Linked DNA regions of Mus musculus: regions 2, 3, 4, 5, 6 and 7 are each linked to region 1. Evidence: chromatin loops called from intact Hi-C (ENCODE). Cell type or tissue: heart. All regions are shown on one strand.

What was found. Peaks named below come from ENCODE experiments on the same cell type or tissue, not always from the same donor. Only the 100,000 strongest peaks of a DNase experiment are listed, where the experiment ranks them.
Region 2: it touches region 1 in a loop (4-fold over the local background); 6 of 42 quality-filtered maps call a loop at or near these places.
Region 3: it touches region 1 in a loop (7-fold over the local background); 14 of 42 quality-filtered maps call a loop at or near these places.
Region 4: it touches region 1 in a loop (4-fold over the local background); 2 of 42 quality-filtered maps call a loop at or near these places.
Region 5: a loop joins it to region 1, with 2.0 times the contacts of the local background. A loop is called at or near these places in 3 of 42 quality-filtered maps.
Region 6: it touches region 1 in a loop (2.3-fold over the local background); 3 of 42 quality-filtered maps call a loop at or near these places.
Region 7: it touches region 1 in a loop (14-fold over the local background); 20 of 42 quality-filtered maps call a loop at or near these places.

The regions. Positions count from the first base shown.
Region 1 is chr5:24,075,181-24,079,180 of GRCm38, reverse strand. No RefSeq gene overlaps it. Among named protein-coding and RNA genes, the nearest start is that of Klhl7, 23 kb to the left of the region's middle. In heart, CTCF peaks have their summits at 566 and 1,662; a DNase peak (open chromatin) is centred at 1,640; H3K4me3 peaks cover 1,020 bases; H3K27ac peaks cover 880 bases.
Region 2 is chr5:24,027,503-24,031,502 of GRCm38, reverse strand. Fam126a (family with sequence similarity 126, member A) reads left to right here and starts at 813. Exons shown (of 11, transcript NM_053090.3): 1 at 813-1,024. In heart, a CTCF peak has its summit at 1,823; DNase peaks (open chromatin) are centred at 812 and 1,862; H3K4me3 peaks cover 2,228 bases; H3K27ac peaks cover 2,068 bases.
Region 3 is chr5:23,889,146-23,893,145 of GRCm38, reverse strand. It overlaps the pseudogene Gm9534. Among named protein-coding and RNA genes, the nearest start is that of Gm42228, 38 kb to the right of the region's middle. In heart, a CTCF peak has its summit at 2,216 (motif pointing left); a DNase peak (open chromatin) is centred at 2,225; H3K27me3 peaks cover 288 bases.
Region 4 is chr5:23,991,734-23,995,733 of GRCm38, reverse strand. Fam126a (family with sequence similarity 126, member A) reads left to right here. Exons shown (of 11, transcript NM_053090.3): 3 at 3,897-3,998. Among named protein-coding and RNA genes, the nearest start is that of Fam126a, 37 kb to the left of the region's middle. In heart, no CTCF peak of the experiment used is centred here; a DNase peak (open chromatin) is centred at 2,243; H3K27ac peaks cover 1,094 bases.
Region 5 is chr5:23,975,205-23,979,204 of GRCm38, reverse strand. All of the region lies in intron 10 of Fam126a (family with sequence similarity 126, member A), which reads left to right. Among named protein-coding and RNA genes, the nearest start is that of Fam126a, 53 kb to the left of the region's middle. In heart, no CTCF peak of the experiment used is centred here; no DNase peak of the experiment used is centred here.
Region 6 is chr5:23,980,567-23,984,566 of GRCm38, reverse strand. It overlaps Fam126a (family with sequence similarity 126, member A), which reads left to right. Exons shown (of 11, transcript NM_053090.3): 8 at 1,301-1,417; 9 at 3,993-4,000. Among named protein-coding and RNA genes, the nearest start is that of Fam126a, 48 kb to the left of the region's middle. In heart, no CTCF peak of the experiment used is centred here; a DNase peak (open chromatin) is centred at 2,256.
Region 7 is chr5:23,848,731-23,852,730 of GRCm38, reverse strand. It overlaps Gm42228 (a long non-coding RNA gene), which reads left to right. Exons shown (of 2, transcript XR_880875.3): 1 at 1-33; 2 at 2,601-3,277. 2700038G22Rik (RIKEN cDNA 2700038G22 gene) reads right to left here and starts at 2,134. Exons shown (of 4, transcript NR_045042.1): 1 at 2,110-2,134; 2 at 576-610; 3 at 1-13. It overlaps Snord93 (small nucleolar RNA, C/D box 93), which reads right to left and starts at 498; the gene lies at 454-498. In heart, CTCF peaks have their summits at 1,300 (motif pointing right), 2,066 and 2,299 (motif pointing left); a DNase peak (open chromatin) is centred at 2,150; H3K4me3 peaks cover 1,887 bases; H3K27ac peaks cover 1,197 bases.

The DNA of each region.
Region 1 (4,000 bases):
TGTGTGTGTGCACCCCAAACCAGTGCAGGCTGGATTGGCACACTGCCCCTCCTTCCTAGATATGTTCCAGGATGCATTTGGCCACAAATGAGGAGATACCAAGAGGTTGCTAGGCAGCTCTAGGAATGACCAGATTGCTTTGTTTGGAGAGCGATGTGCATGCGGCTGGATCCTTGTAAGTACCACTCTCAGGTTGCTAAGTGCTTTGCTAGGAGAGGTGTGTTTGCCTGCGTACCTCAAGCCAAATGGCGTCCCAGTTGCTAAGTTAGCACTGTGCCTGCCTACCTAAGTCTCATAAAGTACATATGAATAGTAAGTATATTTGTATTGATAATCTGGGCATTGTCTGATTATAACATAATAGTTATAGCATACCTACTGTCTGTGCATATGTGTGTACGTTCACATGCATGTGTCTGTGCACATGTAAAAGAGAGCACTATCTTAGGTATTTGCGCCTGTTTGAGAAACAGTCTAGGGATTTTAGAGATCATGTAAGTTCTACACTCAGGCCAGTGACCACCATGAGAGGAATCCCTCTTTGGTGCCCTCTGTCTGTCTTACAGGAGAACTGGGAGGATGCCTGAGCCCTCTAACTCAGATGACTCTGTGTTCATGCTAATCAGAACCTGCAGATCCAAAGATCCAGTACTAGTCATCATTTTTTTTTGTTTTTAATTTAAATTTAATTTTTATTTTTTAGTTCCCTGGGTAGCACGGGATGCAATCTTGTGTCTACAAAAACTGCAGCTAAGGAGAAGGGGAAAAAACAAAACAAAACAAAACAAAAAACAATTTTAGAATCTAGTGATACCTGATTTCCATCAGAAGGAAAAGCTCACAGTGGGAAAATTTTGCCTCTTGCTTTAGAGAAAGCCCTGGGGACTGTAATAACGATTCCAGTGTCCTTAGAGACCACAGACATCTCTGTCACTGCCAAATGGGAAGTTAAAATTAATATTTTATGTATCACATAAAACCAAAAATCTAGTTCAAACCCAGAGGACTAGAGATTATTTGCTTATGGTCTGTACCTTGTTCCCACGCTGTGTCTCATCTGTGTTCTGACCTTTCCCCTTTCTGTTTATACAAAAACATACACAGGAGTAAGGAAACGAATTGGAATTCAAACAAACTGTGTTTATAGTTCTCCCCAAACTCGATCTCTCTCTCTCTCTCTGTTAAGGTGCCTATTTAACTAAAACTATTTGCTAAAACGGACCTGGTCTCTCCAGGTTCTCCCAGCATCCCTCAGTCCCTACCTGTTATAGTCCCTGCCCTCTGTTCTCTCGCGCTCTCCCTCTCCCTCCTTTCTTCCCTCCCTCCTTTCTTTCCTCTCCTCCCTCCCTCCCTCCCTCCCTCCCTCCCTCCCTCCCTCCCTCCCTCCCTCCCTCCCTCCCTCCCTCCCTCCCTCCCTCCCTCCCTTGTCCCCCTCTCTCTTTCCCCTTTCATTTCGCTGGCGGAGAACGCCTTTTGTTTAAACAATAAGCATATTAAAGTCGTAGAGGCGAGTGAAACCTCAGATTACGTGAAATGTAGGGCACTGATATTTAACATGCTTGGGAAAATCATCGTAGCTCAGCCTTTCAAGAGACCGTTTCCAGCTCCAGGATTTGTCCAGAGGCCCTGGCTTCTGGTGCTCACACCCAGCCCCAAGGCTGTGCGGCTTGTCTCCACTAGAAGGAGCTTTACGCCTTAGATAACAGCAATTTTCAAGACAGGAGACAGGGGAAAAATAATGCGTTGTAAAATAGCCTTTGCTTTCTACTACTGGAAAACAAGGACCCCATGCCTGGACAACGACGACGACGACAACAACAACAACAATGGGGGTGGGGGTGGGGTTACAAGTACAGCGCCCCCACCCCCACCCCCGCCCCTAACCTGCCAATTTGTATGTAGAGGTCAGAGGACAAAGGACAACCTCAGGTTATCAGGCCTCCCCTTCCACCTTGTTGGAGAAGAATCTCTTGTTGTTTGGTGCTATGTCCACCAGCCTAGCTGCCCCCTGAGCTGCTAGGAGTTTTCCTTTTCCACCTCCTGACTCACAGGAGAAGCACTTGGACTGCAGATACACACACCCTTAAGTAGGTTCTGAGAATCAAACTCAGGACCTCATGTGGTAAGGCAAACTTCTTGTCCCCTGAAGGATTGAAATCCTAGAAAACAGGGATTCTTGATATGTGCTTGAGGGTGAGCGCTGAAAGGGCCGTGGGACCAGATTAAAGGAGTTCCCACGCAAGGTTTTGACAGTTAATAATGAAGTGACTGTGGGTTATTTGTTTGTTTGTTTGACTGGTTTTCTCAGACGGGGTTTCTCTGCGTAGCCCCGGCTGTACTGGAACTTGCTCTGTACACCAGGCTGGCCTCAAACACAGAGCTCTGCCTTCCTCTGCCTCCTGAGTGCCGGGATCAAAGACATGGGTCACCACACCCAGCTGTGACTTCCTTATTAAGTTCCTAAGGTTAATGAAAAGGAAAAAGTTACGCATAAAAATGTAAGTATAAGAATGTAAGAATGAAGAACAACAGATTTTTCTCTTAACGATGTTTGCAGTTAGGAATTAAGACAGAAATTTCTTTCCAATTAATTGCATGTCTAACTAAAGAGTAATTTAAAAAGGATTATTATAACCATATGACTTCTTATGTAAGTATAAAATCAATGTGGAAGATTTTATTTAACTAATTAGTGAAAAAATAGTGATTCATTAGAATTTTATGAAAGAGAGAGAAAGACATGTTGAAATGAATTTATAAATAGGTGCAAAATACATCTTTTCAAAAGACAATAATCAATTGCATTCCACTGGCAATTTGTATTTCTACACAGAAGAATCATTTGTAATATTATTAGTTCATTAAAATTTAACCAAGTTGTAAAATATTTCAAGTAAAACATTGAAAAGTGTGCCAGACAAGACTGCCAAAAATCTTAAGAATTTCATTTTTTACCTTTTCCTTTCTGACTTCCTTCCTTCCTTTAGTGTGTGTGTGTGTGTGTGTGTGTGTGTGTGTGTGCTCACATCACACCATCACACATATGTGATGGCATAGCTCACATATAGAGGCCAGCAGGCAACTTGCAGGAATAAATTCTGTGTGTTCTGGGGATCAAACTCAAGTTGCCATGTATATAAATTGGCAGCTGAGCCATCTCTCTGGCCAACCTTTTCTTAAAGTTCATATTCCCTCTTTGGTTGAAATCCTTTGGCAGAGCAGCCCTGATGATAGAACGAGTTATTCCCCTTCATGTCTCTAGAGCTAACTTGTTCTGGGTACATCCAAGCTTGTACTAGAATCTTGGAGGCCAGTCAGTGTCAAATGGAGCAACTAGAGCCGACTGCTAATGAGGGAACCCCAGATGCCTGTTAGATCTGGATCGCAGTCCCTTGGGTTACATTGGTTCCAGCTTCTGGCTGTGTTACCCATGCTGGCTGTGGTTTCTCAGCTGCGCTGGGTGCAGGGAGCTGTTCAGTGCTGGCTGATCTGCAGGCTTGAGTAGCGCTCTCGCTCTCTCTCTCTCTCTCTCTCTCTCTCTCTCTCTCTCTCTCTCTCTCTTGTGGGAAGCCACTTGTGCTGTTGCAGGGTGGTGCTGGCTACCGCTGGCCACCACGCATACATAGGCAGTAAAGTTTTTTTTGCCAAGATGAGGTTTTGAGAATTAACCAATCAGATGAGAGACAAGTTAACCAATCAGATGTGAGACATGCAAATGAGGTGGTAAGCATAACCCATGCATAACCAATCCGGGTGTGAGACTCGCCTTTCCTAGGCCTATATAAGCAGCACCAGTTCTGGGCTTGGGGTCTCTTCGCCTCTGCAATCAAGCTCTCCCAATAAACATGTGCAGAAGGATCCTGTTGCAGCGTTGTTCTTGCTGGCGAGCCAGGGCGCACTCAAGACTCTCTCTCGTAAATGAGCCTATCAAGTATTAGACATCATGATGGCATTTGGAACAATGTGTTTGAATGATTCTCCTTGGCTCCGGACATCACTG
Region 2 (4,000 bases), 48 kb after region 1:
ATTCATCTGGAAGATCAGCAAGTGCTCTTAAGCTCTGAGCCAACTCTCCATCCTCCCTTTTACTATTAAAATTCTTTTAATTTATGTGTGTGTGTGTGTGTTAGGTGCATGTGTACCTGGATGAGGGCAGAGGCCAGAAGAGGGCTACTGATCCCCTGAGACTGAAGTTATAGAGGTTGTGAGCTTCCACATGGGTGCAAAAGCAGTAATATTTTTTTTAACTCTTCAGTTGTCTTTTAGACACCATATTTGAAATTTTCAAGGCTAAAGTCAAAAGCAATGAACATAAGAAAAGGTAGTATTTTAATTGCTATTTCCGAAATCACACAGACACAGACAGACAGACAGACAGACAGACAGACAGACAGACACACACACACACACACAGACACACACACACACACACACACACACACACACACACACACCCCACACACACCCCCCAGAATCCGGTCAAATTTTGATATACTTTTGGGAAATGATTCGAGTAATTGAATATCAGCTTGCTGTCCTTTTCTGATTACGTTTTAAAGCATCTGGTAAGACTTAAGGTCTAAAGGGCTCAGAGAGATCCTGAGACCTTCATGGAACTTCTTAGTTGTCACCACTAACCACACAGTCAATCGTCTCCCCTGGGCGTTCCCGGACCACGCCCATCGCGCAGACCACGCCCACTCAAATCGCCCCCCCCCCATCAATAGTTTCAGATTCTCATTGGTGGAGAAGTTGTTCTGGGCCCACCCTGGGGGTCAGTGATAGGCTGATCCAGTGTGGGACGGTGGTGGTTGGCTGCTTGGGGACGGGTCTCTGGTGGTGCCTGTCAGAGAGGCTGGCGGCAGTGGCGGCTGTCCGGGCTGGGTTGTCAGTCAGAGAGAGGAGGGAAGATGGCTCGCCCGGACTCGTGCTGCTAGAAGGAGAGGGGCAGGTGGCGCGGCTGCCGGCGGAGCGCAGTCGCCCGGTCGCCGTGGTCGCCGTGGTCGCCGTGGTCGTGGGGGGAGGCCGCGGTAGGTCCGGAGCTGCTCTGGTGAGTCTGCCGCGAGCCGTACGCCGGCCCCTGAGGCGCCGGGAGACCGAGAACTTTCTTTGGTCTGGGAGGAGCGGGGCTGAAGCTGTTGCCGGCGGCGGGTAGGACTTCGTCCTGGGGCGGCGGCCCGTTGCGGGTAACGGCTCCCGCGCGAGGCGCGGCCCGAGAACCCTAAGTTGGCCGCGGCCGGCTGCCCGCTGTGAACGAGGCTCCGTTCCCGGTTGGGCGATGAGCTGGGGGTGCCCCAGGGTCGGCCTAGCACAGAGCCCACCGTAGCCTATGGCCACTGCCCACCCGTCCGCGCCGCCCAAAGCCTGGCCTCGCCGCCCACGCTGGCTCCGCAGACCCGGTGCTCTTCAGAGCGGTGCTCGCTCGGGTCTTGAATCCCGTGGGGCTGGGGGTTCGGAGTGCCAGACCGGTCTGTCTGTCCACCACCAGGAGAGCTCCTCTTCTGCCTGCGCCGCGCTGGACCCTGGAGTTCTGCCTCTTCTGCGGCTGCTGTGACCGCCCTCGAGGATCGACAGGGTTTTCTGTCCACTGAACGGTTTTTTGTTTTTGTTTTTTTGTAAGCTTCTTTCTTTTTTCTTTCTTTTCTTCCTTTCGTTCTTTTTTCCTTCCTTGCCCCCCCCCTCCCCGCACGAAAACACCCCAGGTTTGCAAGCTTCAGCAAAACTGGGTCTCTGCCCTGCAGCGTGCATGTGTTTGCTTTGTACCTTTAGAGTTTAGAGGTTCCTGAAGAATTTGGCCCTAGTGGTTTTGCACTGCACTGAATCGCTTCTGGGATAAAACGCTATTGCACGCGGGCAGCGGCTCCACTGCTCAGGTAGGGGGAGTGCTGCTGCGATACAGAGACTGCTACTGGTTGCATGCAGGGTAACACTGGCTTTCTGTACACTGGGTGTCCTTTGGGTAACAAGGTAGGTTTTGCAGGAGATGTGCCAGCCCTGTGGTTCATGCCACGCGTTGCAGTTTGAGGTTTTCAGTTGTTACAACTTTTATCTACATAAAGCCACAAAGATTAGGGTAACCTTGAAACAATGCGATAGTTCTGGGAGGTGTGTTTTCCTAGGACTGCTCTGTTGCCAATGGCACCAGCCTCCTCCCCCCAACCCCCACCCCCGATCGTTTGTGACCACTTTTCCCCTTTAGGTGAATACATTTTAAGGTTTATAAGATGACTCTTTGTATCACGTTTTTGAAGTACACTGAAGGACAAGAAAGGGGAAAGGTTTCTTTGTCAGGAGTGGTATCAAAATCAAGTATTCAGATAATTTCACTTTAGTAGTAAGGGGGAAGCCCAGCATGTATTTAGAAACCAGACTCTACAATTGACTCATTTTACAGTCATTTGATTTATTAACATTATTTCCAGAAACAAATTAGAAATCCCGTTAATAATCAGTAGCTACAGTCTCTGGGTATGCATGCCAGGTGGAGACTGGGTTGGGTCAATGCAGACAGAGTTCTGTCTTTCCTTTCATCAGGCTTGGTGGCAAGAGCTTTTACCACCAGAGCCATACTGAAGGACCCTGCTTTCCTTTTTCTACTTTTTTGTTTGTTTTTATTCTTCTATTTTATAAAATCCCCTTTGGTTACATTTTTAAAGAATGGTGTAATTTTGACAATAAGTTTAAGTATATCTTCTAGTTCACTTTTATTCAGCATCCTGTTGCCTATTTGTAATCAAGCCTAAGAAATCTTCATAGGTGACTTTTAAGAGTGTAGCTCCAAAACCAGTCATAAGATTACTTATGGCAATAAAGTAGAGATGTGTGAGTGAGACTTTTCAAGAAAATGGAAGGAAAGAAAGGAGAAAATGCTGGCTATGGAATAGCATTTCTCTGTCTTGGCCACATATAGTATTTTGCAGAACTTAAAATTTTTACTCTCAGAAGGAACCTTCCCCACCCTGTTTCCAGCAAGGGCAGGATAGGACCTAGACAACAGCATTTAATTAAACAAGAACTCTCTGAAGTATAATACATACATATTTCAATTGTGACACTTAATATTTAATATGTTAATATTTATAAAATCATTGCCACAATTAAAATAACAAACCCACATATCACCTCCTAAGATTGTTTGTATCCTTTGTTTCCTTCTGATTCTTAGGGAACACTTTCTGTTGGTATTGGATACTTTCCTGTAAAGTTTATGTTTTTAAACATATTGTTGATTTCCTAGATATTTTTAATGTGTGAACATGGTTGAAAAACCACTTGAGGGGCAGGAGAACTGGCTCTGTAATTAAGAGCACTTGTTCTTGCAGAGGACTCTGGTTTGGTTCCTAGTACCCACATGGTTGCTATTCACAACCATTCTTAGCTCCAGTTCCAGATTAGATGCCTTCTTCTGACCTTCAGAGGCACCAGGCACTCGTGTTTTTCACACACATTTGCAGAAAAAAACACTCAGACATGTAAAGTAAGTCTTTTATAAGAAGCCCCCCACAGTAGAGCATAGGTCGAAAGAATTTCATGTTTGTGCATGCATGAATAAAGAGCAGCGTCAAGGCAAAACCTCTGCCGGTGGGTATGAGGTGATTAATCCTAGTTAGTCCTTGGGGAGCCGGAGACAACGGTGATCAGTAAGAAATACATTTCTGAAGGCAACATCTCTAATAAGAAACAAGATAATGACGACTGTATTTCTTTGTTTTAATTGTCAGTTATCAGTAGTACCAAGATTGGTTTCCTAAAGTGCCCTTTAAAGGTCCACAAAAAAGTGAAGAGAGCATCCTAGTATTGTGAGAACAGAGGTTCTTCAGAAGAAGACCTGTGGTATCACTGTGGAAGGCTTTGTCAGGGGTTTTTTGGGGGGCGGGGTTGTGTTGGACGGGAATTAGCAGTTTGTTGCTTCTTTTTGAAATGCAAGTGCTGCTAAGGCTTCTTTTTAGTCCTCCAGAGTTAGGCTGCCTATCTGAATGGAGGAAGGACATTTAGCAATTGATTATGACCCGGGTGCTTAGCCCCA
Region 3 (4,000 bases), 190 kb after region 1:
ACTGCTCTTCTGAAGGTCCGAAGTTCAAATCCCAGCAACCACATGGTGGCTCACAACCACCCATAATGAGATCTGGTGCGTCTGAAGACAGCTATAGTGTACTTACATATAATAAATAAATAAATAAATCTTTAAAAAAAAAAAAGAAACCCAATGAATAGAGGCTGGTGCTCAAGTCTCAAGTGAGTCAAACCCAGAGGCCAGGGTGGTGATGGAGAAGCCAGGGTGGTGCGATGGAGAGGCCAGGGTGGTGTGATGGAGAGGCCAAGGTGGTGTGATGGAGAGGCCAGGGTGGTGTGATGGAGAGGCCAAGGTGGTGTGATGGAGAGGCCAGGGTGGTGTGATGGAGAGGCCAGGTTGGTGTGATGGAGAGGCCAGGGTGGTGTGATGGAGAGGCCAGGGTGGTGTGATGGAGAGGCCAGGGTGGTGTGATGGAGAGGCCAGGGTGGTGTGATGGAGAAGCCAGGGTGGTGTGATGGAGAGGCCAGGGTGGTGTGATGGAGAGGCCAGGGTGTGACGGCAGGGAGTTCATCATGGAGAAACCCAAAAGAACACATGAGAAAGAATGGACATGTCACAACAAGGGGCTGGAAGAAAGTAAGACCAGCCAGGCAGAAGAGGAGCTTCAGAGCTAGTTAGCCAAGAGCCGACTTGGGTCACAACAAAGTGTACAGGTCTCACCATAGTTTGTTCATTCACTAAACAAATTCCCCTTCAAGTATAGGCCATGTGCCAGAATCTGTCCTAGGTACTGAGAACTTGTCTCTGAACTTTTCTCCTTGGGGAGCTTGCCTTGTAGCAAGAAGAGCAAACAATAAATATGACCCAGGATTAATTTACATAGTATAGTGTAGTGTAGTGTAGTGTAGTGTAGGGTAGTATAGTGTAGTAGTAGTAGTGGAGTGTAGTATATATAGAATTATGTAGTATATTACCGACAGATGGTAAGGAACTACTAGCAAAGGAGATGACAAGTGTGTAGGTGCTGCAGCTAGAACATAGAAGTTCTGTTAAAATGAAAAATTCAAACCAAGCATGGCAGTGCACGCCTTTATCAGCTGTCAGGAGGCAGAGGCAGACAAATCTCTGAGTTTGAGGCCAGTCTGCTGTACAAAATCAGTTCCAGGATAGCCAGGACTACACAGAGAAAACCTGTCTTGAAAGAAGAGAGAGAGAGAGAGAGAGAGAGAGAGAGAGAGAGAGAGAGAGAGAGAGAGAGAGAGAGAGAGAGAGAGAGAGAGAGAGAAAGGAAGAGAGAGGAAGAGAGAGAGAAACAGAAACAGACAGAGACAGAAACAGAAAGACAGAGAGAGACACAGAGGCAGAGACACACAGAGAGAAACAGAGACAGAGAGAGACAGAGAATGAGAAAGCAAGAGAGAAAGCAAGGGGGTTTCAAGGGTGGTGAAGTCTCTCGGTATAGCTGGACTTCTGAGTCAGATATCTGGAATCCACATAAACCTGGAAGACAAAACTGACTCCACGGGTTGTCTGTCCTCCAACCTCCCCATGAGCTCCATGCTAAGCTCGTGTGATAACCCTCATTTCCTTATCACACCTCATTTCCTCTCCTCACAGCCATGCAGTGCTTTCCTACCACTCCACAGGACCACATTCCCGCCATTTCAGAAATTTCCACTGGTTAGTATTTGAGTAGAAAATATTTTTCCTTTCCTTTCCCTTCTCTTCCCTTTCTTTTTTGTTTTTCCCTTCTCTCTTTTTTGGGAGCATCAAGTGTCCTTGTAGCTTAGGTTGGTCTCAAACTTGAAGACTCAAATGATTTTCAAACAATCTTCCTGCCTCAGGCTCCCAAGTAGTCAGAACTATAGACCCAGGCTGCCGTGCCCAGCTCCTGAATCCTGAGCAGGTGGAGATGACCTTCCGGGAAGATGACCATTAGGGCTGCTGGAGTCGAGAATTCCAGACAGAGGAAAGAGCAAGTGGAAGAGACAAGGGCAGGAATGATGTTCCTGCATCTGAAAAGTCATCACACAGAATGGTGTAGTGAAGGATGAGCGGAGTCGGACACGGAACACTTTAAACTATTGTGAGGACTTCAGGGTTTTCTGGGTAAGATGTAAATATTGGAGGATCGAGCAGAGGAGCTCTGTGGCCTGCTTTCCACCACCCTGGCTGCGATGATGGAGAAGGACCAAACGTGTGCTGCAGTTAAGTGAGGATGAGGGAGGGACTACTGCTCTAATCCCAGAGAGACAAGGGCGCCCCCTTCTGTTTCCCTGTGTCTTTCTTCCTTTCTTCCTTAGACCAAGTCTTCTGCCTCAGCCCCCCCCCCCCCGGGTGTGGGAAATCCAGAGAATGGGAAACACCCGGTTCCCATCATCCATAATTTGCACTTCACCCCCTAACCTGGAGATTCTCTTGTGCCTCCGTCTTCTTCCCACCCAGAGAGCCAGGTCCAGCCCAGCTCTGTTCCTAGCTCAACTCCTACATGCTCTCTGAACTGTTGAGGAATAAGTCCACTGAAGGTGCCTGTCCTACCTCCCCAGACTGGGCTGGCTGGAGCTACTAAGCTTTTCCATTATCCAATAGGCCATGTCTTTTAAAGTATGGAGTAACTGGCTCTCTGCACTTGAGAAAGGGGACATCGCTAAATTTTCACCCGGAACAATAAGAGACAACTACTTTAAGCCAATGGAAAAAGAATCTGGGAATTCCCTAATTTGTATATATTGTATATATTTTCTGTTGCCTGCATTTTTATTTAGCCTAGGCTAGTTTCTGAAAGTATATTAATGCTAAGCAACACTACTTTCTCAGTTACTGGAGAATCTGCTTTGAATATATGCTCAATTTGGATTTAATAATTATAATGATTTGGATGTCTATGTTTTAAAAGCAACTTTGATCTACCTCATGAGTCCAAGATTTTATGTTGGCTGTGCCTTATCAATATGGGTAATATGAATTATGAAGTTAATGTTTTTATATTGTTAAGAAAACTTACATTAAAGATGATGGAATGTCCCAAAGTAGAGCATGCAAAATATAGGTGTTTGTTTTAAATGAGACAGGTATAGTAGTGCACACCTTTAATCTCAGCACTTGGGAGGCAGAGGCACAAGGATCTCTGAGAGTTTGAAACCAGCCTGGTCTACAGAGTGAATTCTAGGACAGCCAGTGCTATTACACAGAAGAAACCTGTCTCGGAAAAAAAAAAAAACAGCAAAAACAAGCAAACAAGAAAAAGAGAAGAGGGGATATGTTTTCAATGACCAACTGTAGAATGAATACAAGAAAATGAACAAAACATATTATAAAGCATGATTTTATATATATATGGTAATGTGGAACCCCAGGGAATAAGGGCACAGCCGGCTCTGAAGCCACCTCTCAGGGACCACTCTCAGCCACACTGTCCGCACCCTTGAGGACTAGCTGTGAGCGCCTCACCCTGGAGGACTAGCTGTGAGCACCTCACCCTGGAAGACTAGCAGTGAACACCTCACCCTGGAGGACTGGCTGTGAGCACCTCACCCTGGAGGACTGGCTGTGAGCGCCTCACCCTGGAGGACTGGCTGTGAGTGCCTCACCCTGGAGGACTAGCTGTGAATGCCTCACCATGGAGGACTGGCTGTGAGCACCTCACCCTGGAAGACTAGCTGTGAGCAACTCACCCTGGAGGACTAGCTGTGAGCACCTCACCCTGGAGGACTAGCTGTGAGCCTCATGGCACCCATCCTTCCTATCTCTCATTTCTGATTTTTCTTTACTCCAGTGTAGCTCTGCTGTTGACAATCCTCAGTGGTGTAGTCATTTAGTCTCTGAAGTTTATATAGATGGACTTCTATGGTATACATTCTATCTTCTTTTTCTTACTATCATGTTCATGATAATTACATTGTTAGAAGCAGCCCTGAAACATTTCATTACTGTGTAAATTTCCATGTCTAAAATAGAGTAATTCACTTTATAAGTGTTTCCCAAAAACCAGCTTTGGCTCCATTGGCTTTTAAAATTAATTTATTTTAAATTTTTTATT
Region 4 (4,000 bases), 83 kb after region 1:
AGCTAACTTGTTGGTATTATTCTCTAAGTAGACTAACAAAGTGACTAAACTAGGGTCTCATGAATAATTAATATTTTCAATGACTTATTTGTAAAAAAAAAGTTTCAGATTGCTTTGTGTATTTTATGTAGCAGATTCTAGGCTCCTAAGTTTTTCAATTTTCTGATACTCAATATATGGCTCAAAAATCCATTTTCATGTATGAAGCTGTTGAATGGGATTGTTCTCTTTATTGAATCTTCACCCATCTGCCTGTCTTCTTCCACCCAATCCATGTCACCTCCTTACATTTTAAAAGCCATCTGCCAAATGGTACTTAAGTATGAAGCATTCAACTTTTTTCTTAAAATTTCGTCTCCATTCTGCATTCAACAGCGTAAGAAACATGGTAATTGAGAAGGCCGACAGTTCTTGAGTTCATCTGGTCCTTAAGATTAGTTCTTCAAAGCACCATTTATTTTGTTTTAATTTTTATGTATTTATCTTATGCCTATGGGTGTTTTGTCTGCATGCATGTCTGTGTACCATGTGCATGTCTGGCACCTGCAAAAGCCAAAAGGGGAGGTGGGATCCCTTGGGACTGGAGTTATAGATAGCTGTGAGTCACTGTGTAGGCACTGAGAGTAGGAATCACCCCAGGTCCTCTGGAAGGCCAGTCAGGGTTCTTATGTTAAGCCATCTCTCTGTCTCCCTCGTGTAGCACCGTAAGCGCAGTAGTTATACCCTTCCCTTGTGTAGAAAGGTGACTTTCCTCACATACAAACCATGAGATAGTGAAGGCATTTTGAGCTGTATATGATGGCTGGTTTTGCCTCACTGGTTTTAAAGGCTTTCTTTTCTTATTTATCAACAGAAGCCCCAGGATTCTGCGCTTCACAGAGTTTGAGATTTTAGAAAAGAGATGTACTTTTAACTCTGGCTATTTCTTTTTCTCTTTTAAAAATATTTTACTTAATATTTATATGTGCATGTGTATTTTAATCAACCCTTCCCCACTTCTCTCCCCTGCAGTTCCTTTCCTATCCTTCCTTCTTACTTTTTCTCCTAATTTCATATGTTTTTTCTTCTAATCTTTAAAATTTTTTTTGAAATACTCACTGGGTCCATTTAGTTGTGCCTATATGTGTAGGATGTGGGACCATCTACTGGAGCATAGGTAGCCAGCCTCTTAGGGCCAGCATCCCTGAGAAAATTCACTTTCTCACACCCCGCAGCCATTAATTACTAATTGCTCCTCAGATGGGAGAGGGACTTCATGGGCCCCTCCCTCTCCCTGCTAGGACTTCAGCTGCTTGATCTTGTGCAAATCCTGTGCTGTCTCAGATGCTGTGAGTTCCCATGTGCAACTGAGGCATCATGTCTGACAAATATTGTTTCACTGCAGACATCCAGTCTCTCTGGCTCGTACAGTCATTGTTGGTGCTTACAGTGTTCACAAGTAAAACTTCCCTAGTAAGATGCATAAAGCCTTCCAGCACTGAGAACTAGGAAGTAAGGCAGCATCTAGGATGGTACAAGCTTGGCTTTTCCATGTCCTATTATGTAGATATCTGGTATCTTTAGCAGTAGGGTTTTACCTTAAGTTCTGGAGGATATCCAAGAGCAATAGCAAACAAAACAAAACAAAAAACAAAAACATACCCCAAAACAAACCAAACAAAAATCACCCCTCCCCCAAACCAACCACCAACAAACAACAAAAACCCAAGAACAGAAAAATTAACCCTGGAATTAGGAGGGGAGTTGTCTATGTGACCCTATTAAGTAACAGCTCAAAAGGGGGTAGCTCATACACCTTAGGGGGCTGTCGTCATTCTCCATTATAAGGTAGCTCATTTTATATATGCAGGTGTATGTGTTTACATTTGAGGAGGTTTCTATGGTAGGTTTCCATAAAGGCCTTTAGTGTTGGAAGAAATGGGGTGAGGGATGGGAGGACAGGGTCAGAGAGGGAGATGGGAAGGATAATAACCCTGAAGCCTGTGGCTTCATACTTTATGTGCTCACATAGACTCCATAGTGTGCTTCACTTGCTGTGTAGATTAAATCGTGTGCTTTGCACATACCTTTAGGCTTGCTTTAATGAGATTCGACAGCTGATGCTGTTATATAAATTTCTCCAGTATTAGGTTACTCTTGATTACATGACAGAAATGGAATGTGGCCTGGAGGTCTTTGTTTCTCTGCCTTCCGGAGCAGGGCATGGGAGCTGCTTTTGCTGTTGTGGCTGTTGCTGCTATTGTTCTGGAGAATGGTGGCAGGCTTCCAAATGCTTCACATTTACTCACCATGCTGGGAAACAAAGCCCTTATTAAATCAGAAAGACCTAGTCACTTACATGTCTTCAGGCAAAATAGGACCTGGTTTTAAAGAGTCCAGACAATGTTAGTTTCAATTCTTTCTGTCCCTCAGTGCTCTCCCAGCAAAGGTCTGAGGCTGAGGCTTTCTGTTGAGTGATGGGGATGGAGAGGGGAAAAGACAGCTTTCCCTTGGGAAGAAAGTGAAGTAAGAATGAATCAAATAACCCTGCTGTAAGAAGCGATACAGCTTAATTTTCTATGCATACTTATGCACACGTAAAACTGTGTATTGTAGCCACAGCCCATGTTAAATCATGAAATACTTGGTTATGGGATATGTGTGATCTGGTGCGTGTCTTAGCATGGCTGTTAGGAGTCTTTGAGATGCTGTCTGTTGTGGGAGTGAGTGAGCAGTGATGGGGAGACAAACACTGCTAATGAGATAAGCTCTAAAGGATACGTTTTATTATTGTTACAGTAAATTTTCTCTTCAGTTTTTTCCTGTCACCTTTTCACCCATGCTTTTGAGTTACTACTGAGAGTCTCTGTCTCCATTCCTCTCTCTGAGCTGAAGAAGTAGTGCCAACAGGCTGTGGTTGATGGTCTGTATTTTAACTGGCATTAGCAGAATTAATTTGTGGAAGTACAGTTCCGAGTTTCCCAGTTCTGAGGAGTCTATGTATTTTGCCCCACCTGCAGTTTAGACTCATCTCTGGCAGTAGCATGGAACTCAGGAGTATTTGGACCCGGTGGCCTGTGGTGTACATGTTAGACACATTAGCACATCCTCATGGACCTAAGGAGATCTATCACTCCTGATGCTCTGAAGGCGGAACTGTCTTTACATGTGGTTCAATATTGTTTCTGATCTAAACCGGCAGTTAAAGATGAAGTTTTCTCATTTGAATGTCTATAAATGTGTGGGCTGCATGCGTGTGTTCATGGGTGTTTGCATGTGTGTGGGTGCACTTGCACATGTGGGAGTGCATGTGTAGGTCCACAGTTGAGACTGAGTATCTTCTTTGATTACTTTGCACTTAACTAATGGAGGCAGGGTCTCTGGTTGAACACGGAGCGCACCATTGGCTAGTCTAGCAAGCCAGCTTCCCTTGGTAATGTCCTGTCCCCGCCTCCAGAGTACTGGGACTAAAGTCAGCACCATGCCGGCCCAGCTTTGATGTGGGACCTGGGAATCCTAATTCTGCTCTGCACGCTTGTGCAGCAAGTGCTTTATGTACCGAGCCATTGCCCTGATTCCAATCACGAGTTCTGATGGTGATTGACCCTATTGGTAATAAAAGAATAAAACTTTTTTTTAAATTTGCTATTGTTGAGTTATAATCTATATCACATAAAATTCACTGTCTTAAGTGAGAATGCAGGGTTAATTTTATTTTATTTATTTTTGTTCTTGTTCTTTTGATATTTTTATAAAGTTGTACCAAACACCAGCATGGAATTCTGGAAACTATGTCTTTTAGTCAGTCTTTCTTTGTTTCCTTCCTTCTGTGTTAATGACCAATATATACTAATTTTCTTTTGTATGAATTTGTCTGATTTAGAATTTCATAAAAATAATTTTTTTAATTTGTTTAGACACTCCCAGAAACATCTTTGCCAAATTATGCCACAAATTTGAAAGACAAGAGTTCTTTAGTTACATCTCTCTATAAAGTTATCCAGGAGCCACAGAGTGAGGT
Region 5 (4,000 bases), 100 kb after region 1:
CACAATGCAAGTTTTTTCGTGTTGGAGTAGAAGTACCCACCAGTGACCTTCCACTCTGTCGGAACTCCCTGGTAAAGAGTGCCATGCTGTCGATACACTAGACATTTCTGATTTACAAATTCATTTTCATTCAAGATTATATTAGTTTTCTTTCTTACCTGCTTTATTTTACTGTATTAAAGTGTTGCTGGAAGTTAAGTGCATTCACCATGCATCCCCGTGCTTTGCCACTTCCCTCTCTTCTCCTTTAATCTCCTCCTTATTCCATCCCTTCTTCCTGTTATACCTTCTCTCCTCTCTAACCAAGAGGAGAGTCAGACGAGTAACGCCACCTTCCTCAAAAATGACCGTCAGCACCGCTTTGCCCCGTGCGTGCTCCGTGCACGTGGTTAAGAGACCCACTCTGCTTTCTTCCTCCTCTGCACTGCCGTGAAAGTGGCAGCTCAGCCTGGGAGACTGCGTCATAGCCGCGCTCCGGTGGCCCACAGAGGAAAGGGAAAGGGAAGGATGTCACAGGTTGTAACATAGAAAACTGATCCTGACCTTGAAGGCTTGCCACTTCCCCTCAGACACTCTGAAAGAATATGCCGGGAAAGAGGGTGATGTTACTGTTTAACCAAGGGCCATTGCTGATCTACTCATTTTTAAAATTACTCTGTGAATCCTCAAGGTCCAACAGGGAGTCATAAAAGAGTTTGTGATATTTGCTATTAGGCAACTACAAAATGCATACAAAATCCATTTAAACATGCCGAGTCCAAACATCCTTCCATTTCTTCAGTGAAGTTATGCTGTTAAATGAGAATAAACTATAGAAGGAAAGTAACTTAGTGGACACCCCCTCACCGTGTGAAAGCAGGCGCAGGTGCAGCAGACTGGGCTGCACTGGCCCCGAGAGCACTCCCAAACTACTGCTGCAGAGCAGAGGCGTGTAAGAGGGGGTTCTCAGGCGCTTCTGCCTTCCTTCTCAGTGTTTACATGGGGAGTGGGTGGGGGAATGTGGGTTGCACAATTCAAACATGAGAAATATTGAAGCTCCCTCGAGTGTGTGTGTGTGTGTGTGTGTGTGTGTGTGTGTGTGACTGACTGTGCGCACACGCGCAGTTTTGGATTTTCAAGAAAGAAATACATATCCTTTAACAAGATGGACATTACTTTTCAGAAACATTTTGTAGGAAAAAAAATGACCAAAACAAGAAAAAAGAGTCCTTACATATATTGGGTCTCTGACGCCCTTGTGGATCTAGGATCTGTTTTGGTTGCCCCTTGCAGACTGTCTCAGGCTACAACTTCATTAAAGAAGCCCTTGCATTACCTGTTCCTTTATGTTTATTCAGCTTCACTGCACTTGAGTGCCTCCTGTTTATGATAGCAAAAGTGTCATAATTGAGGATATAAAAGAGAATGGACTATCAAAAGAAAAGAGGCACACTCATGAGCAGTTAGAGTGTGGGCTGCAGCGCCTGAGTTCTCACTCTCTGGGATGTGAATGACTCCCATCCACTGGGCTGTAATAAATGGTACTTGCTTAGTCTTACTTGACTCTTTATAGGTAGGCTGCAGCATCCTTCTCAAGGATAGTTAGTCTTAATCTTTATTCTGGCTTCCTGTGTTTCTATTGCAGTAACAAAATACCCTAAACACCTTGCACTGGGCCCCACTTCTGAAGGGTCCCCTGCCTCACACACTGCCACACTAGGCTTACCTAGCACCCAGCACCCAAGCCACGTGGAAACCACACGTTCCTGAAGCATTGCTCAGGAAGTTTCCATGTTTCTGCATGTCTGTGATTTCTGCCTGGACATATTATTGTTCTGCTTTCGAACAGGCAGTAGTTTCTTGTGGAGAGGATGGTTATCATTGTATACTTCTTAAATATATAGACAATCTCGATTTAAAAGTAGATTTAAAATTTTCTTCATATGTAAAATTTTATGTATTGTATTTTCTGTAACAAAATCAAAGTAAAACATTTCTTAAGAAACAGTATGAAAGGACATGTAGATCCCAGCGTGAGCCACAGTGGCCATTCTGTATTGTCATGTTTCTGAAGCATAGTACTATCGAGGTCACTTGAGGTCATGACTGAAGACTGCGAGTGCCTGTGTTTGATGGGATCCTGGGTAAGCGCTCCATTCAGCTCATCTCCCCACTCTGCCACAGCCATCCCCATGGGAGGAAGGGCTAGGGCTTTGTAACCATGCACGAGTGGTGATGGAGCCTGGATGGAGCAGGAAAAGCAGCACTCACTGTAAGGAATTGTCTGCTTCTGTCTTCCTGACTCCTTCTGTTTTCCACATGTGACAAGGACTAAAGCATATCTTTTCTGTTGAGCTTTGTTCTCTTCTGTTGCTGGGAGGAGACGCTATGATGAAGGCCACATATAGAAGATAGAGTTCACTGGGGTCTTGCAGTTCCAAAAGTCCGTGGTCTTCATGGGGAACATGGCAGCGGTTAGGCAGGCAAGGTCCTGGGGAGTAGCTGGGAGCTCACATCTGATCCACAAGCAGGAAGGAAGGAGGGAGGGAGGGAGGGAGGGAGGGAGGGAGGGAGGGAGGGAGGGAGGGAGGGAGGGAGGGAGGGAGGGAAGGGAGGGAGGGAGGAAGGAAGGAAGGAAGGAAGGAAGGAAGGAGGAAGGAAGGAAGGAAGGAAGGAAGGAAGGAAGGAAGGAAGGAAGGAAGGAAGGAAGGAAGGAAGGAAGGAAGACAGAGAGCTTACTGGGAATGGCATGGGCTTTAAAACCTCCAAGCCCACTCACTCCCAGTGACTCATCTCAAACAAGGCCACACTTCATAATCCCAAACCTTTCCACCCACCAGACACCAAGCATTCAAATATATGAACCTATTTTCATTATCTCCCTGTCTGTTCTTAGCCACCTTCTACCCTTGCCACCAACCCCCAAAGGAAAACAATACATACATACATACATACATACATACATACATACATACATACATACATACATAAACCCACATCCCGCCAATTCAAAACACCACAGTTGCTGTGCAAAAATACCCTGAAAACATATTTAAGGAAAGGGGGTTTCTTTTGGCTCACAGTTGGAGGGTGCAGTCATCACATAGCAGGAGTGCAGGCAAGGCAGCTAGGAAGAAGACATATGGAGAGTGCTCGCTCACCTTCTTCTTTCCACCACTTAGCCTCAGTGCAGAGCATGCTACTACCTAGGGTGGGTGGGTTTCCACTCTGTAACCTAGAAGACAAGCATCCATCAGAGGCCAGTGTCCCAGGTGACTCTCAAGCTCATCAGATGGACGTGTGACTCGTGGCTGACCTTGGCTTGTTGTTGTGCACTTTCCTGTCCTTGCTGCCGTCTATCCCTCTTTTTACATCAGGCTAGAGGAAGGAGTGGGTGGGGGCTGCTCCCACTGAGCAGGCAGACAGGGTTTTCTTTATGACTTTTCTTCCTTTTTTATCACTCAGGTAAGCTGTGTAGGCATAGTGGTTTGTATGTGTATCAGAGTCATCAAAGATTACACATAGCAAACAAAGACATTCAATTTAAGCAATTCATCACATTGATTCTTTTCTACTATTAGTACAATCTATTCTTCTAGTCCAAACTCATGGTCTGTTTTTTATTATTTATTTTGGACCATTTAAATTACTTCTGGATGCTCTGAAATGAGTGTGGTGTTCTTTCCTCAAGAATTGCCCACGGCTCATATTGCTATGGGAAATATCCTAATGAAGGCAGCACCTACTTTCATCTTAACATTTGCTGGCATTCCAGGACCCAGATGTCTTCAGTCACCCACTGTCAGCAGCACCACAGTGGCCTGAAGGCCCGGGGTTCACATATGATCATAATTCCTCCTGATTTCAACACAGTGGAGTAGTAACAGTAACATTTCTTTTTAAAGAAATGTATTACACAACTAATTGCATGTTGACCTGATCTCCACATTTTTTACTTGGTGAATTTAATATTGTAATGAATCAGTTTAGTTCAGTGTTGTGTCTTTCAAGTTCTTCAAGT
Region 6 (4,000 bases), 95 kb after region 1:
TTACCTAAAAATAGAAACTTCTTGTTTCTCTTTAAGTTTGTGTTGATGATAGACATTTTAGGCAATACATATATACACAAGGAAGGAAAACAGGTCTGCAATCCCATAACTCTAGCTTTCTCTGAGAAATATTGTGTGCCTGTTTATTAATTGCATACAAGCTGAGATCATGCATGCTCCATGTGTTGTTTTTGCAATTTCACACGACCCCCATTATTTAGGTAGACACTCCCACAAACACTAGGGCTGGAATTCAGGGCTTCACACATGCTAGGCAAGCACTCCTTTAACAGGCTCTTTGCAGACAGGCTCTCTTTGTATGGCCCTGGCCATCCTGGGCCTTTCTCTATAGACCAGGCTGGCCTGAACTCACTGAAATACACCTGTCTCAAAGGATGCACTACCACCACCCTGCTCCTAAGGAGATTTTTAAAAGCACAGTTTAATTGCATTATAGTGTGCTGACTAGTGTATATAACTGGTTCTGTGTTGGTAGTTCAGAGGCAGGCCTCTGAGCTACGGCTCACTTGTCGCTGGCACTGCTTCTCATCATAAGTGTTTTGTTTGCCTGAATTTTATGTAAGTTATTTTCTTTGGAAAAAAAAACAAACTTGCAAACCCTGCTGATTTCTGTTTAGAATTCTCTCAAGGGTGTTGTGTTTAGATACGTTGTAAACAGTATAAAACTGCCTGTACTTTATTTCTTATATGTTTTTTAGCATTATTATTATTATTTAGCTTCTTTTTCAAGACAAGACTTTTACTATGTAGCCCTGGCTGTCCAGGAACTCACTCTGTAGACCAGGCTGACTTTGAACTCACAAAGATCCACCTGCCTCTGCCTACCAGGTGCTGGGATTAAAGGTGTGCATCCCTATGTCTGGGAAGAGCATTACAATTTTTTATCTGTCTGAAATTTGTAATGGATATTTTATGAAGCTTTATTCTGGGTTATAGTAATTTTTCCGATAATAAGTTTGTACCAAGAATTTAATCAGGAGTTAAAGATTATACTAAAGATCTGTTAATGGTAAGTTCCATGTAATGTCCCCAGAGTTACTGATAATTGAGTTGATCAAAATTAGTAAACCAACCAGTGAGCGTGTGACTCACCAACTGTGTACACTGCCTGCCTTGGGCTTTACCGTCTCTTACCAGTATATCATATTCAGGGAAATGTTACAGGCATTCTGATCCGAAGATTGTTTTGTAGATACTAGATTTGTTATTTCTATTGTTGGTTCATAGATATTAGAGAATCATCTGCACTTAACAAATACGTTTCCTTCCATCTTCCCAGAATATGTGTCTGTGGCTATCCCCGACAACATGTAAGAAAATACAGAGGTGTGAGCAGCAGGATACCGATTTCATCCGGCTTCATGGTGCAGATGCTAACAGGAGTGTATTTTGCCATGTAAGTGTGTCTCATATAAAAAGCAGAAAAAAAGGAGTTCTATTCTATGCAGCCATATGAAGAGAGGAACAAATTATAAAAGACAAGAGGGATACATAGCCACAGTCTGCCTCTCATAGCTCTGTCATTCATTGTCTCTGCTCCAGTCTCTCTTGCAAGATGTGGTGACAAGTTGTCAGACTATTGACTTGAATTCCTGGAAGACAAGCTCCCTGTCCAGCAGGCACTGCAGCCCAAGTCCTTCTCTGCCAGCGAGAGGCTCTTGGGGAGATTGCAGTTTCTTGGGGTTCACAGACAGCTTCAGTGGGCTTACAGCTAAAGGGAGGGACACAAGTGTCTCTCTCTGCACTTGCCAGGATGGTGTCAGCAGGGTTGTTATACTGTTGCCATAGTTACATTCTGGGTAACCTCTACAAGTTTCCCTACTTTTACCTAGTATTTGGGTGGGAGCTGGATTGCTGGCGAGTTTTCCTCCTTTAGGTTTCTCTGTATGCCTGTCCCTCAGAGGGGGTCTCCTCTCCCATTTTTAGGCCCTCCTTCAGCAATAGAACGCTGTTGCTAGCTAGCCCGCCCTTCACCTACTGTAGCACTTGGGAGAGCAGGTCCTGCACCTCACCTGGGTGGTACAGTAGAACTGGCCCTGGAGGTGGGAGGGGGGCATGGGTGAGCTAGCCTGGAGGGCATGAGCACAGGAGAGCTAGCTCTACCGCTTGCTGGCTGTGGCATTTGAAGAGCTAGCCAGGGCAGTACTGGAGAGCTGGCCCTGATGGCTTGGGTGTGGGAGATCTAGCAGGCTGACTAACTCAGCTACCACCCAGGCCCAGATCCAGGACTATGAGTTGTCCCACCCAGCATCCACCCCATCTATGAGCTGCTGGAGTGCAAAGCTGCAGGATCTCCACAGCAGAAGCCAACAACAGGATATCTGAGAGGAGACCCAGTGAGGAGCCTCTATTGCTAGTGTAGAAGAAGCCAGAGACCTTGAACCAGACCAGTGACTCATTGTAATGAACATTTGCAAGTGAAGACTATGGATAAAAGTACAAAGGGACATACCCTGTGACACACTGAAGCTTCTACCATGTGATAGGGTTTTTGTTTGTTTTGTTGTTTTCTGTGTTTTTTTTTCCCTTTTTGGGAGGGTGTTGCAAGGGCAGATTTGAAGGGATGGGGAGATGAATGGGGTTGGAGTGCATGATATGAAATCCAGAGAGAATCAACACATAAAAAAAAAAGGAAAGGAAAGGAAAGGAAAGGAAAGGAAAGGAAAGGAAAGGAAAGGAAAGGGGAAAAGGGGGGAAAGGGGGGAAAAGGGGGAAAAAGGGGGGAAAGGGGGGAAAAGGGAAAAACAAAAGGGGGAGGGGAAGGAAAGGAAAGGAAAGGAAAGGAAAGGAAAGGAAAGGAAAGGAAAGGAAAGGAAAGGAAAGGAAAGGAAAGGAAAGGAAAGGAAAAGGAAAAGAAAGGAAAGGAAAGGAAAGGAAAGGAAAAAGAAAGATAGCCTGGTAATAGGATTGGCTCATCTCTCCCCAAAAGCTGTACAACTTTTGTTCATATGAAAAAAGTGTCTGGCAGGCCTGTGCTTTTCCCATGGCAGTGGCCACTCTGCTCCTTCAAGCCTGCACCATCAAAGGCCACCTTTTCTGGTCCCCATTCTGCTTCCCGTGTTTCTTGCTGATGCCTATATAGGAGGCCTGGGAAAGTCCATGAACAGTCCATGTATATGCTCCAGGGGTTGTAAGCTCTGCTACCTCCAGAGCCAGCGTTGTGCTGTACTAGAATCTGTTGGAGAGCTAAGTTACTTCCCATCTGATGCTTATAGCCTCCCCCTCTTGGCCTCAGAAGTTTGGTTGCTCTCCCTCGGCTCTGTGATGGGTTCATTAAAAGTTACCATTTTGAAGATAACCTGAGTTTATCTTGGCTTTCAGATGGGAATAATGCTTTCACTATTGAGCCTCTCTTGTGCTCTTGATGTAATTCATGCGTCTTTATTTTGTTGACAGAGACCATTATATGTCTGTTGACTTGGATGACTCAGTTGATTTTAGGATGTGTTTGATATATCACTGAAAGTTGAACATATGTAATACACACATGCTGAATTTCTTATCTCTTGTGTTTGCAACATGCTTTATGTTCCTTTCTAAATGGGCTTCAGGAGGCAAAGCAGCAGCTACATAGGAAAGTGGGTAGGCTTGGGTTCTCAGTAAAACCATGGGAACTACATGGTAATTTGTCCATAATTGTTCAGAAAATTATTCTAAAGTATATAGTTTATTATGTTCTGAATTACTTTGACAGTGTAAGATGCCTGAAATTGCCTTAGCTCTTTGATTTCTGTTCTATAAATACTCATGTTCCTTAGAGAAGAAACGTACATGTATAAAATTTTATTTGCTATTAATAGGTGTTCAGATAATAGGAACTTTAAACATAATTTTTAAGGAGAATAGAATGTTAAGCAATGTGCAAATGTGGTCTGTTGCTTTCTTTAGTAGAGATAAATAGTTCCTCATTATGTTTTGTTTTGTTATATAGGATAAATTAAAAATAATGCTTTAACTCCCATATTTTGCAGATACAATG
Region 7 (4,000 bases), 230 kb after region 1:
TCAAGCTCCAGAGCTGCAGAAGGAACACCAGAGGTAAGTACATCTGCAACCATTACTTAATAAATAAAGCAACACACCCATGTGTGGACTATGTTGACATTAACCATCTTTTAGTATAAATAGAACACTTAATGTACTACCCAGTACATTGGGTGGATCTACTCAGAAATGTTTGAACACAACTTGAAATGCAAAGCCATATCACCCTCTAAGTATTAAACATTCACCAACGCTCCCATTTATTACATTTATTATTTTGAGTGTGCACACACGTGTGCTAGCACACACATGAAGGTGCAAGAATAACTCTAGAGAGCTGGCTCTCTCCACCAGGTCCCAGAATCAAAGGTAACGGGCTTGGCACTGCTAAGCCCTCTCACTCCATTCTCCAACCCCTCATCTACTTTAAAAAGACATGGGGTGACTGCATTAAATTCCTGCCTGTTCTATTGGCCTCAGGTAAATCCTTTAACCCATCACAGCAGCGTATCCAGTCAGGTTAGAGTTCTCATCCTTGGCCAAGAACTGTTCCTGGAATTATGCCTGGAAAGCCAAACTTGCCATCTAACACATACCTTGAATTCATGATCATCCTGGACACAGCACTCATCTGCTCAAAAGAAAAAAGAACCAGCACTGTTACAAGCAGCAGCCACAGCTTCCTTCAGAAAGGACCTTCCTGGTGGCTCCTAGCTGCATCTGGTGATGGAAGGCCTGCCTCTGACTAGCATTTATTCCTGCACAGAGCTCTAATCTTCATACTGCTGACAGCTGGGAGTCCATTTTATTCCCTCTGGGCCATCTTTCCCACTATTTCCACCCCAGAAGCAAAAACTCTTAATGTTTAGAAGCAAATAGTACTGCAGGTAATAGCAGTACTCTTCCTTTAAGAAAGTGAAACATTTTCTCTGATTTCAAAACCAGAAGCAGCGTCAGATGTGTCTCCTGAGCCTGAATGAGGAAGGGAAAAATAACTCCTTACCTTAGAAGGTGGCTCATGCTGCCCTTCACTCTCGAAGGGGCTCAACAGAACCCTAACCTCTAACGGAAAGAAAACTACAACACAGGGAACTTGTTTACAAGAGCCCACAAGCCTATTTTTCCTCTAAAATGTCCTTTACCAGGCACAGTGGCTTATGTCCATAAATGCCAATACTTAGGGTCCTAGAGCACAAATATTCTCTGGGCCAGTATGACAATCTGTCTCAATAATCTAATAATCTTTTAAAAAGATTTATTTCTTCTATATGAGTGCACTGTTGCTATCTCCAGACAACACCAGAGGAGGGCATCAGATCTCATTACAGATGGTTGTGAGCCACCATGTGGTTGCTGAGAATTTAACTCGGGAACTCTAGAAGAGCTGTCAGTACTCTTAACCACTGAGTCATCTCTCCAACCATGATATTTACTTTTAATTGGTGTCTCAATCAGTCACCTCTTAAACAGGGAGGACTCCTGGGTGCTCGCTAAACACCTATACCCGGTCTTAGGAATTCCAAATCACGATTCCTAAATCATTGCTTATAAGTCACCTTGCTTAAGTGCTAATCCAGTGGCTCAGATTTCTCCCAGGACCCAAAACCCAGACAGGCTGGGTCTGTGTCAGCAGTAGGGTAATCCAGGTCCTGTAGGCAGAGGTCCCTGCTGGACTCGGTTGCAGGTATCCGCCTGAATATACCCTCAAACCTTAAAACAAATGAGCACAAAACAAAAAGCCCAGCCTTTGTGCCAAGCAGCAATTAAAGGACACGTGCGGCGGCGAGGACGCGCCTGCGTGGGCGAAATCACCCCTGCCCTTGCTGACACTGGGATTATCCTGCCTCCTGCTACTTTCCGAGCTCTGATCTCATTCGCTTCCTAAATAGTCGATGTCCCCGTCATCGGAGTCCTGGGCGGGCGGGAAGCCCCGAGTGTGCCCAGGACCCGGGCTGTCCGGACGCCGCGCCTCCATCCGAGAGGGGACAAATCCGGGCAGCGCAAGGCTGATCGCCTGTCCCACACAGAAGGGACGCGTATGGGCAGGGACCCGCGCCACGGGCGAGCGCCGTGAAAATCGCCAAGACCACGTGGCGTGGTCCTGGGACTCGCAATGGGGAGAGTACTTACCAGGAGCGCGCCGCGGCGGAAGAGCTGGGCGCCAGGGCGGGACCGAGTTTAAAACCGACCGGACATTGAGCACCGGGGCTCAGCCAACCAGAGTGGCCCAGCGCCCCTCCTGCCCGCCCCTTCCCCCGTTCCCGCCTGACTCCAGCGCCGGCCCTCACGCGCCCCCTGGCGGCACCAGAGCCACTGGCCCCGCCCGCTTCCCCAAAAAGACTTAAACTATGTCTGTCTGTGATATTTGCATGTGCTCAAAATGCCAGACATAGGTGTCAGCTTCCCTGGAGCTGGACTCACAGACAGCTGTGAGCCTCCTAAATTGAATGCTGGGAACTAAATTCAGGTCCTCTACAAGAACAGAACACTGTTTAAGCGGCAAACCATCTCTCTAGCCATGTAAAAACAAAACGTAAACCAACCAAACAGACCAAAACATCCGCCATTAAATTCCTGCTACATCCTGCCACAAGTAAGCCACCTTTTATTTCTCCTTATAGCAACAGCCCTCAAAAGAGTTGCCTACTCTTTGTGTGCTCTTGGTATGTTAAGCGTCACAGGCCACTGAGGAACTGAAAAGTAAGACACCACCATGGTACCACTTACACACTTATCAAAACGCCTGCACCCCAGACCCCACTCATCCATTGCTTGTGGGAACGCAAGAGGAGAATTCAGAAGACAGTGGTGTAAGAAGGAACCAACTGAAGCCATTTGGAACAGGCCTTAACTCAAAGTTTAAGTTCCCAAGACCTCCCTGGGTAACTGACTTCCTGCTTGGTGAGTAGAAGCATGGATGCTAGGTGAGTGCACTTCAACATGAACGCTGCAGTTGAGTCCTGTAGGAACAGAGTAAGTGCACCACAAAGACGTGCTCTTAAGGAAGTCCCCTACCCCTAAGTCCTGATTGGTGGGATAACTTAGCACAGACGTTTATGGATTTCAAGCTTAAAAGCCCCGTACCATTCTGGCTTGGGGTTGCAGTTCAGTTCCTGAGTCTCTTCTATGGCCCTGATTGATCAGCAGCAGCCCGAGTGCAATACATCTTTGTCATCTGCTTAAATACTTACTAAGATGTTCGAAGACGCAGTCAGACGGAGTCTGTGCTGCTGTTCCTAACTGGTTGATTTTTGCTGCCTAATTCAAATAAAGATCTTGCTTTGGGGGGACTCTTGAACCTGCTCGGGTTGTTTTGGATTTTTAGACCCCAACACAAGAACATATCTATAGGCACCTTAAACTGTTTCTCTATTTGTTTCTCAGTATGTGTACGTGAGTGTCTTTGTGTTTGTGCTCGTGTTGCCCATGCACGTGGAGGTCACAGGTTGGTGTTTCTTTCCCTCAATTATTCTCCACATTATTTTTTGAGACAAGTTCTATCACTGGGCGTCACTGACTCAGCTAGACTCTTCACTAGTCCTCCCCGCCCTGCAGAGGTCTCTGCAGCCTGCATGGGCATCAGAGAGAGGAGCCTTGGGAGGTGAGGATACAAGGCAGGTCAGCTCCACAGGGCTCAGTGGTCAGCGCTGACAAAACTTTGGCAGTCAGACCTCAGTTATTTATTTTAGGTATACTTAAGCACAGCACAGTGTGGCCAAAACTATCCTTGTGATGGTTTGTTGCATTCGTCCTCGACCAGCCCGAACGACAAGACCACCAGTTCTTCTAACAGCAGTTTATTCGGCAACCTTCAGTCTTCATCTCTCTCCCTCTTCATCTCTCTCCCCCAACCCCGGGCCTCTCACTCTTATATACTCTCAGCCCGCATCCACTCACGGCAGGCCACGTCACCTCACCAGGCACAAGGCTTCAGCCAATCAGGGCGGCAGGGGCGCGTCTCCACCAAATATAGATTTGTTTACACCACCAGCTCTGCATCCGGCAGGCACCATCTTTAAGG